Regions from separate parts of the Homo sapiens genome. Here all the other regions are linked to region 2. Evidence: chromatin contacts called from ENCODE Hi-C or POLR2A ChIA-PET data. All regions are on one chromosome and are shown on one strand. The core of a region is the stretch at or near the end of the contact, and the rest is flanking DNA. Distances in the headings are between cores, read along the strand shown. Region 1 has its middle 28 kb from the start of G6PC1. Region 2 holds the start of ATP6V0A1 (ATPase H+ transporting V0 subunit a1). Region 3 holds the start of BECN1 (beclin 1).

Region 1 (2,752 bases), core at 84-2,583, 470 kb before region 2:
ATTGCAGGCATGAGCCACCGGGCCTGGCCTGAAAATATTTTATATTGAATAAAAAATTACAACATAGAGTTCAATTGGAAACATTATTGTGAACCCATAAGCTTTAAGAGAAATATAATTTCCTGGCTCTGACCCTAAAATACAGTTCATTAACAGCATTTCTTTTTCTTTTTCTTTTTTCTTTTTTTGAAATGGAGTCTCGCTCTGTTGCCAGGCTGGACTGTAGTGGCTCAATCTTGGCTCACTGAACCTCTGCCTCCCAGGTTCAAGTGATTCTCCTCCCTCAGCCTCCTGAGTAGCTGGGATTATAGGCATCTGCCTAATTTTTGTATTTTTAGTAGAGATGGGGTTTCACCATAATGGCCAAGCTGGTCTTGAGCTCCTGACCTCATGATCCACCTGCCTCAGCCTCCCAAAGTACTGGGATTACAGGCGTGAGCCACCATGCCCTGGCCACAGCATTTCTTTTCCTTCTTCTTTTTTTTTTTTTCCTTTTTGAGATGAAGTCTCTCTCTGTTGCCCAGGCTGGAGTGCAGTGGCATGATCTCAGCTCACTGCAACCTCCGCCTCCTGGGTTCAAGCAATTCTCCTGGCTCAGCCTCCTGAGTAGCTGGGATTACAGGCACACACCACCACGCCCAGCTAATTTTTTGTATTTTTAGTAGATATGGGGTTTCCCCATGTTGGCCAGGCTGGTCTCGAACTCCTGACCTCAGGTGATCCTCCTGCCTCAGCCTTCCAAAGTGTTGGGATTACAGGCTAGGCCACTGCACCTAGCCCATTAACAGCATTTCTTCTGCTAACCTCCCACTCTCGTGCACCCATCAAAAGGAAATGAGACTTCTTAGTGGGTGGCTGATTCTGTGTCTTGGAACAAGGAAAATTTGGAATGGGCCTAGAACACAAGGATTTTAGGCCAGCAATGGTAGAAGGATAAGGAAGCCACTGTCCAAATTGCAACAATTTGACATCAAAAAAGGAACATAGTAATTATGTTTATTTATAATTGACAATTATGATTAAAATAAGTTCAGTGTGTGAAAGACCTCAAAATAAAAAAAAGTTGATATATGATTTTCTGATATATGACATATGATTTTTCTCTGCTTTTATGATATTTGAAGCATCATAAAGGGGACGCGGAGCTGGAGTGTCACAGGGGCTGAGGCAATGTAATTGGTTAAGCCACCAGTAGGGTGTGTGATCACCAACAAAAAGAAAAAGTCCTACACTGAAAGCCCATGGGGTTGAAGCAGGATTTGGTTCACGCTAGAACTTCTGAGAGTCAGTGTGTATCTTGATAAACAGCAACAGAGCTTAGTCATGAGTTCCCTGTAACTGGCTGCTCAGAGAGTTTGCTCCCCACCTCCTGGGGAGAACTTACCTGGGAAGAGGCCAATGTTTCTATCTAAGCCTGTCCCGTCCTCTGAGTTTCCAACCTTCTAATTTCACGTTGGGAGTGCCTCCGAACATGTTTTTGCTGAGTCATTTGTGGAGCTCTAGAATTGTTGAACCTATCATTTGTTTTCCAAGTTAGGGGCAAACAGTAATATATTGCTCATTTATTATTCAACCAAGATATCTGGAGTCCTCCTCATGTGTTAGGCCAGGGCTAGGCACAGGGTTTAAGTGCAAGAGTGAGCAAAGCAGGCATGGAGCTGCACTCATGGGGCCTAGTCTAGTGGGGAAGACGGACATGATCCAAATAATCACAAAGTGACGTTTGGTAGAGAGCAAAGTAAAAGGGGTGCTTTGGCAGGCCCAGAAGAGGAACTTGATCATGACTCATGGTGGGTGGGCAGGGAGGCTTCCTTGAGAAAGTGATACCAATGTGGAGGACTGAATTATGTGAAGAGGCAGAAGAGTGTTCTAAGAAGGGGGGTGTGTAAAAGCCCAAGCTCGGAGGAGGGCTGGAGTGTGTTGCATTGGAGGAACCAAGATGACATTGGCTGTGCTTTGTGGAATGAGGTGAAGGAGACCAGGTGAGGTGCGGTAGACAAGGTCCAGCTGAGGTAAGCTTTCAGAGGCCATATAAAGATTTTTTTTTTTTTGGTAAGAGCATTATTGAGATATAATTCACACACCACAAAATTCACACATTTAAAATGCACAATTTGGTAGCCAGTTGAGGTAGCTCATGCCTGTAATCCCAGCACTTTGGGAAGCAGAGACAGGTGGATCACTTGAGGCCAGGAGTTCAAGACCAGCCTGGCCAACATACTGAAACCCCGTCTCTACTAAAAATACAATTAGTTGGGTATGGTGGCACATGCCTGTAATCCCAGCTACTTGGGAGGCTGAGGCAGGAGAATCACTTGAATCCAGGAGGTGGAGGTTGCAGTGAGCTGAGATTGCGCCACTGCACTCCAGTCTGGGGCAACAGAGAGAGACTCCATCTCAAAAAGAAAAAAAAAAGAAAAGAAAAGAAAAGAAATGCTGTGGCTGGGGTGCGGTGGCTCACACCTGTAATCCCAGCACTTTGGGAGGCCAAGGTGGGTGGATCACTTGAAGTCAGGAGTTTGAGACCAGCCTGGCCAACATTGTGAAACGCCATCTCTACTAAAAATATAAAAATTAGCCTGGTGTGGTGGTGGGTGCCTGTAATCCCAGCTACTCGGGAGGCTGAGGCAGGAGAATTGATTGAACCTGGGAGGCGGAAGTTGCAGTGACCTGAGATCACACCATTGCACTCCAGCCTGGGGGATGAGAGCAAAACTCTGTCTCAAAAAAATAAAATAAAATAAATAAATAA
Region 2 (2,707 bases), core at 170-2,669:
CAATATTTCCCCACTTAGGAATTCAAACAAATAACCGTCATCTGGAAAAAGCAACCAGTTTGCATATTAAGCTCAATTTCAAATCAAGCATGACAGGAACACACTGATAATGACAAAGCAGTTTTATCAAGCCACAGAGAATAAGCCTTCCACCTCTGCAGCTTTCTGTTTCTCAACCCTACCTTCAAGATTAATTACATTCTTCCATCTGTCAAATCTCATGAGCCAATAAAGGTTTCGTTTTAGTGCTGTCTTACTGTTGCCGGGTATGAGACAACTGGCGCTATCAGTGGTCCTGAAACTGCAATTATTTATTCTCGATCAGCTAATGTAAGGCACAGCCTGTCCAGTATCCAAACTCAGAAAAATGCACAGTATTTTTAGTGTCATAAGGGCATCTATACTGAGTACTGATAGATGAGTCTGACATCAAAGGAAGATTTACTCTTCTGGAAGGCTGGGAGACATTTTGAGAAATCTGAACGAACAAACCTTTGTGCATGTGATGTTCAAGACAGTAACACAAGCTCAGACATAAGCAAGGACTTCTCAAGAGAATATGCAGGCTGACTTTAAGATTCTGTACATCTGAATCATCCAAATCAGCTGTTACCGGCACCACCCTTAAACAAAGAGAGATTCTACAACCTCTAAACACATAAAATTAGGCCTGGTCAGCATAGTTCAGGAGCTGTGGATAATGATAAGCCTCCAACGAGTCGCCTCCGTCCTCCTGCTCTTTAATGATTATAGGTCTCCCAAGAATATCTCTATAGCAATGGAGGCTAACAGAAAACTAATTAGGCCAAAGTAGTTCTGGACGATCACAAAACAAAATATGAAGAAACAGCAATTCTGCAAAAGATGAGTCCAACTACAGCGCCCCCGCGCCCTGCCTAGAAGAATCTCACTCCTGTCATCCGGTCCTCGCCTCCTCCCACGGTATTCACCTGCTTCATTTCCTGTCTACCCAATGAGCAGGAATTCTCTGGACTCAGGCTCATCTACCTTGAGATGGGAAAAAAGGAGAGGAAAACCCCCAAACTGAGAAACCCTTTAAGAAGCCCCCTAAATTCTTCTGCCTATCCAATAACCTCCGGTTCCTCCGCCTACCCCTTAAAGCAGGGAAGAGATGCGGGGCTTCCAAAGGGCAGTGAGCCTCCGGTTCCTCAGGGCAGAGGAGGGGTGCCCAAGGAGGGGGCGAACCCCCATTTTATCTCGAAGACGTCAGATCCCCGCTAATTCCTCTGACAATCAAGGGGGCTCTTAGAAGGATTTCCTACGTCCATCGAGGGCCGCTCCCTGTTGCGCTAAACCTACAGCCCCCACTCACCTCCAAACTCCGCCACAGCAACCGCCACAGAAACCACCGCAGCCAAACCCGCACCCTCCGCGGCTCCAGGAGCAGCGCTTCGACGTGCTTGCGTCCGTAAAGCCCCGCCCCTGCGCCGCCGCCGGCCCCCGCCCCCGCAATGACCTCATTGCAGTTGGCCAATGGGGCGCAGCCTCGCCCGGGCTGCAGCAGTGCGGAGTCACGGGGGTCGCAGGCGAGACCCAGCGTGCTGACGCCATGTTGGCCCCTGTGCTGTATCTCCACGCTGGGGAGGGTTAGCGGGTGGGGCTGGAGGTGCAGGTGCTCGAGGCCTTAAGTTCCTGAGCCTCCCTGAATCCTTTTTCTTACCCCTTATACTGGGGTAGGTTGTCTTTTCTCTTTCTTTTTTTTTTTTTGAAGTCTCATTCTGTTGCTCAAGCAGGAGTGCAGTGGCGTGATCTCGGCCCACTGCAACCTCCACCTCCCGGGTTCAAGCGATTCTCCTGCCTCAGCCTCCCAAGTAGCTGGGACTACAGGCACGCACCACCATGCCCGGCTAATTTTTGTATTTTTTTTTTTTTTAAGTAGAGACGGGGTTTCACTATGTTGGCCAGGCTGAGTCTCGAATTCTGACCTCGTGATCCACCCGCCTCGGCCTCCCAAAGTGTTGGGATTACAAGCGTGAGCCACCACGCCCGGCCTTTTTTTTTTTTTTTTTTTTTTTTTTTTAGATGGTCTGTTTCCCAGGCGGGAATGCAGTGGCGCGTTCTCGGCTCACTGCAGCCTCCGCCTCCCGGGTTCAGGGGATTCTCCTGCCTCAGCCTCCCTAGTAGCTGAGATTACAGGCACGCACCACGCCACCCGGCTATTTTTGTATTTTTTGTAGAGATGGGGTTTCGCCATGTTGCCCAGACTGGTCCTGGCCTCCACCCGCCTCGGCCTCCCAAAGTGCTGGGATTACAGGTGTGAGCCACCGCGCCCGGCCCTCTCTTTATTTTCATATCCAAAGAATTAATTCACACATACGCACCCAAATAATTAATGTCTTCTCTCTTTATTTTCATATCCAAAGAATTCACACACACACTCAAATAATTAATACGCAGACACATATACCACCCTTTCTCTTTTCCCTTATTTTACAGATGAGAACATTTGAGCCCCAGACTGGGGAGCGGCTAGCTTTAGATCCTGTAGTAGAGTCTTTAACGGGGTCTCATTTGCATAAGTATGGAAAACCTCTCTTTAAATGGTACATGGTTCATGCCTTCCAGCAACTTCCCCGGGTCTATTTTTCTCTGTTTAACAGGAAAAACCTCATCAGACCATATGTTGTGAAAGTACATTTCAGTCTTGTTTGGTAGATTCATGTGGGCTCAATTGACCACTTAGGAG
Region 3 (2,705 bases), core at 31-2,530, 370 kb before region 2:
AAGGGGAGATGGGAAATGTTCTAAAACTGGATTATGGTGATAGTTGGGCAACTGTGTAAATTTACTAAAAATTATTGAACTGTACATTTAAAAAGTGTGAGTCTTATGGTATGTAAATTATACCCCATAAAGTTGTTTTTAAAAATGAAGTAAGTCCCTCTGCTCAAGACCCAGTCATCTCATCTCATTCAAAGTGAAAGCCAGAGCTTTACAATCCCTATAAGAGCCTAGGTGGTAGCTCAACACTCTTACCTCCCTCACCCCATTTTCTGTATCTCTTTTCGTTGCCCATCTTCTAGCCACACCAGCCTCTGCTAATCCCCAAACAGGTACCCTCTGTGCTCTTGCTGTTCCCTTGGCCTAGAATGCTCTTCCTTAAGATGCAGGTAAGAATTCCTTCCTCACCTTCTTCAAGCTTTTATTTGAATATCACTTTCTTTTTTTGTTGGTTTTGTGTGTGTGTGTGGGGGGGGGGGGTTTGAGATGGAGTTTCCTTCTGTCGCCCAGGCTGGAGTGCAGTGGCATGATCTCGACTCACTGCAACCTCCGCCTCCGGGGGTCAAGCGATTTTCCTACCCCAGCCTCCTGAGTAGCTGGGATTACAGGCGCACGCCACCATGCCCAGCTAATTGTATTTTTTAGTAGAGACGGGATTTAACCATTTTGGCCAGGCTGGTCTCGAACTCCTGACCTTGTGATCCGCCCGCCTCGGCCTCCCAAAGTGCTGGAATTACAAGCGTGAGCCACCATGCCCGGCCTTTTGTTGTTGCTGTTGTTGTTCTGAGATGGAGCCTTGCCCTGTCGCCCAGGCTGGAGTGCAGTGGCCCGATCTCGGCTCACTGCAACCTCCACCTCCCAGGTTCAAGCGATTCTCCTGCCTCAGCCTCCCGAGTAGCTGGGATTAAGCTGGGATTATAGGCGTGCCCCACCACGCCCGGCTAGTTTTTGTATTTTTAGTAGAGACGGGGTTTCACTGTGTTGGCCAGGCTGGTCTCGAACTCCTGACCTCACGTGATCCGCCCTCCTCGGCCTCCCCAAGTGCTGAGATTACAGGCGTGAGCCACCGCGCCCGCCGCCCCCTGAATTTAGAGAATAGCGGAGCCTCCCCATTCTCTGCGGCCTTGGCTCCTACACTTCCCGTGGTAACCTTGTTCATCCGCTGAAGCCCGCTGCTTTTCCCAGCCCGGCCTCTGGGGGCCGCTGCCGGGCCTGTGAGCCTGTGGACCAGGAGCTCCTGCTGCCGTCGTAGCGTCACGTCCGGTCTCGGGCGGAAGTTTTCCGGCGGCTACCGGGAAGTCGCTGAAGACAGAGCGATGGTAGTTCTGGAGGCCTCGCTCCGGGGCCGACCCGAGGCCACAGTGCCTCCGCGGTAGACCGGACTTGGGTGACGGGCTCCGGGCTCCCGAGGTGAAGAGCATCGGGGGCTGAGGTGGGACCTTAGAAGGGAGTCTGGGAACCCTCACGGCTCTTATTGGAGTCCCTTCCCTGACCCTGGGCTCTAAACTGCCTTTGCTCAGGCTGTCCCGGAAGCAGGTCCTCCCCGTATCATACCATTCCTAGAGGGAACGGCGCAGGTTGGGACTTCCCTCCCTTTACCATCGTCACCAAGGCATGTGGTAACCCCGGGCCGGAGGTCAAGGGCGTCGCTTCTCCCTAATGTTGCCTCTTTTCCACGGCCTCAGGGATGGAAGGGTCTAAGACGTCCAACAACAGCACCATGCAGGTGAGCTTCGTGTGCCAGCGCTGCAGCCAGCCCCTGAAACTGGACACGAGTTTCAAGATCCTGGACCGTGTCACCATCCAGGAACTCACAGGTCAGCGAGACCCTTGGAAAGAGGGTGGTCAAGAATGTGGAAGGTGGGCAGCTTTGGTGATATAATTCTTATGGTGGCTGTGTAGTCTGCCACAAACTCATCGTGTGAACCTAGGAAAGTCACTTCATCTGGCTCCCTGTTTTCTCCTTGGAAACATAAAGCATTCTGACATTGTGGACTTCTGAGAGCTTTCCGACCGGGCGCGGTGGCTCACGCCTGTAATCCCAGCATTTTGGGAGACCGAGGCGGGCAGATCACCTGAGGTCAGGAGTTCGAGACCAGCCTGGCCAACATGGCGAAACCCCTCTCTACTAAAAATACAAAAATTAGCCGGGCGTGATGGCACGTGCCTGTAGTCCCAGCTACTCGGGAGGTTGAGGCAGGAGAATCGCTTGAACCGGTGAGGTGGAGTTTGCAGTGAGCTGAGATCGCACCACTGCACTCCAGCCTGGGCAACAGAGCGAGGCTCCGTCTCAAAAAAAGAGAGCTTTCAGTAGCAAAAGAAAGATCCTTATTTTCTGCTCCTGCTGTTTCAGAGAAAAGGAATATGTATATATAATAATAAATGGTATTTTTTGAGGACTTACTATATAGTAATACCAAGTGCATTACACGTATTACTTCATTTAGTCCCTGTAACAACCCGTACGGGGTATACCGTCATTACATCATTTTTCAGATGAAGAACCGAGGCACAGAGAGGTTAAGTGACTTACCTAAGGTCCAACAGCTGGTAAATGGAGTAGAGTCTTAAAGTCTGAAGAATTTGCTGGATGTGATGGCTCACGCCTGTAATCTCAGTGCTTTGGGAGGCTGAGGTGGGAGGATCGCTTGAGCCCAGGAGTTCAAGACCAACCTGAGCAACCTAGCAGAGATCTTGTCTCTAAAAAA

The links. A loop is a pair of places that touch in the nucleus more often than their neighbours do. ChIA-PET counts read pairs that join two places held with the same protein, here RNA polymerase II (POLR2A). Pooled maps may share reads with other maps.
Region 1: a loop to region 2 is called in a pooled map, with 3 times the contacts of the local background. The contact joins the enhancer-like site here to the promoter of ATP6V0A1 in region 2. A Hi-C loop is called at or near these places in 1 of 50 pooled maps.
Region 3: a pooled map shows a loop between it and region 2 (4-fold over the local background). The contact joins the promoter of BECN1 here to the promoter of ATP6V0A1 in region 2. A Hi-C loop is called at or near these places in 1 of 168 maps with a recorded cell type or tissue (ovary), 1 of 37 single-sample maps with no recorded cell type and 5 of 50 pooled maps. POLR2A ChIA-PET finds 5 or more read pairs at or near these places in 1 of 52 experiments (T-cell).

The regions. Positions count from the first base shown.
Region 1 is chr17:42,927,877-42,930,628 of GRCh38, reverse strand. No RefSeq gene overlaps it. Among named protein-coding and RNA genes, the nearest start is that of G6PC1, 28 kb to the right of the region's middle. RefSeq lists enhancers at 1,565-1,714, 1,604-2,180. Within about 2 kb of position 1,333, at least 19 of the 41 ENCODE cell types and tissues checked have a DNase peak (open chromatin) inside an H3K27ac peak, as active enhancers do.
Region 2 is chr17:42,457,590-42,460,296 of GRCh38, reverse strand. It overlaps ATP6V0A1 (ATPase H+ transporting V0 subunit a1), which reads right to left and starts at 1,419. Exons shown (of 22, transcript NM_001130021.3): 1 at 1,334-1,419. RefSeq lists a silencer at 1,350-1,559 and an enhancer at 1,710-1,799.
Region 3 is chr17:42,822,857-42,825,561 of GRCh38, reverse strand. It overlaps BECN1 (beclin 1), which reads left to right and starts at 1,280. Exons shown (of 12, transcript NM_001313998.2): 1 at 1,280-1,407; 2 at 1,683-1,814. The coding sequence starts at 1,685. It overlaps MIR6781 (microRNA 6781), which reads left to right and starts at 1,619; the gene lies at 1,619-1,682. RefSeq lists enhancers at 351-917, 922-1,051, 918-1,486, 1,487-2,053.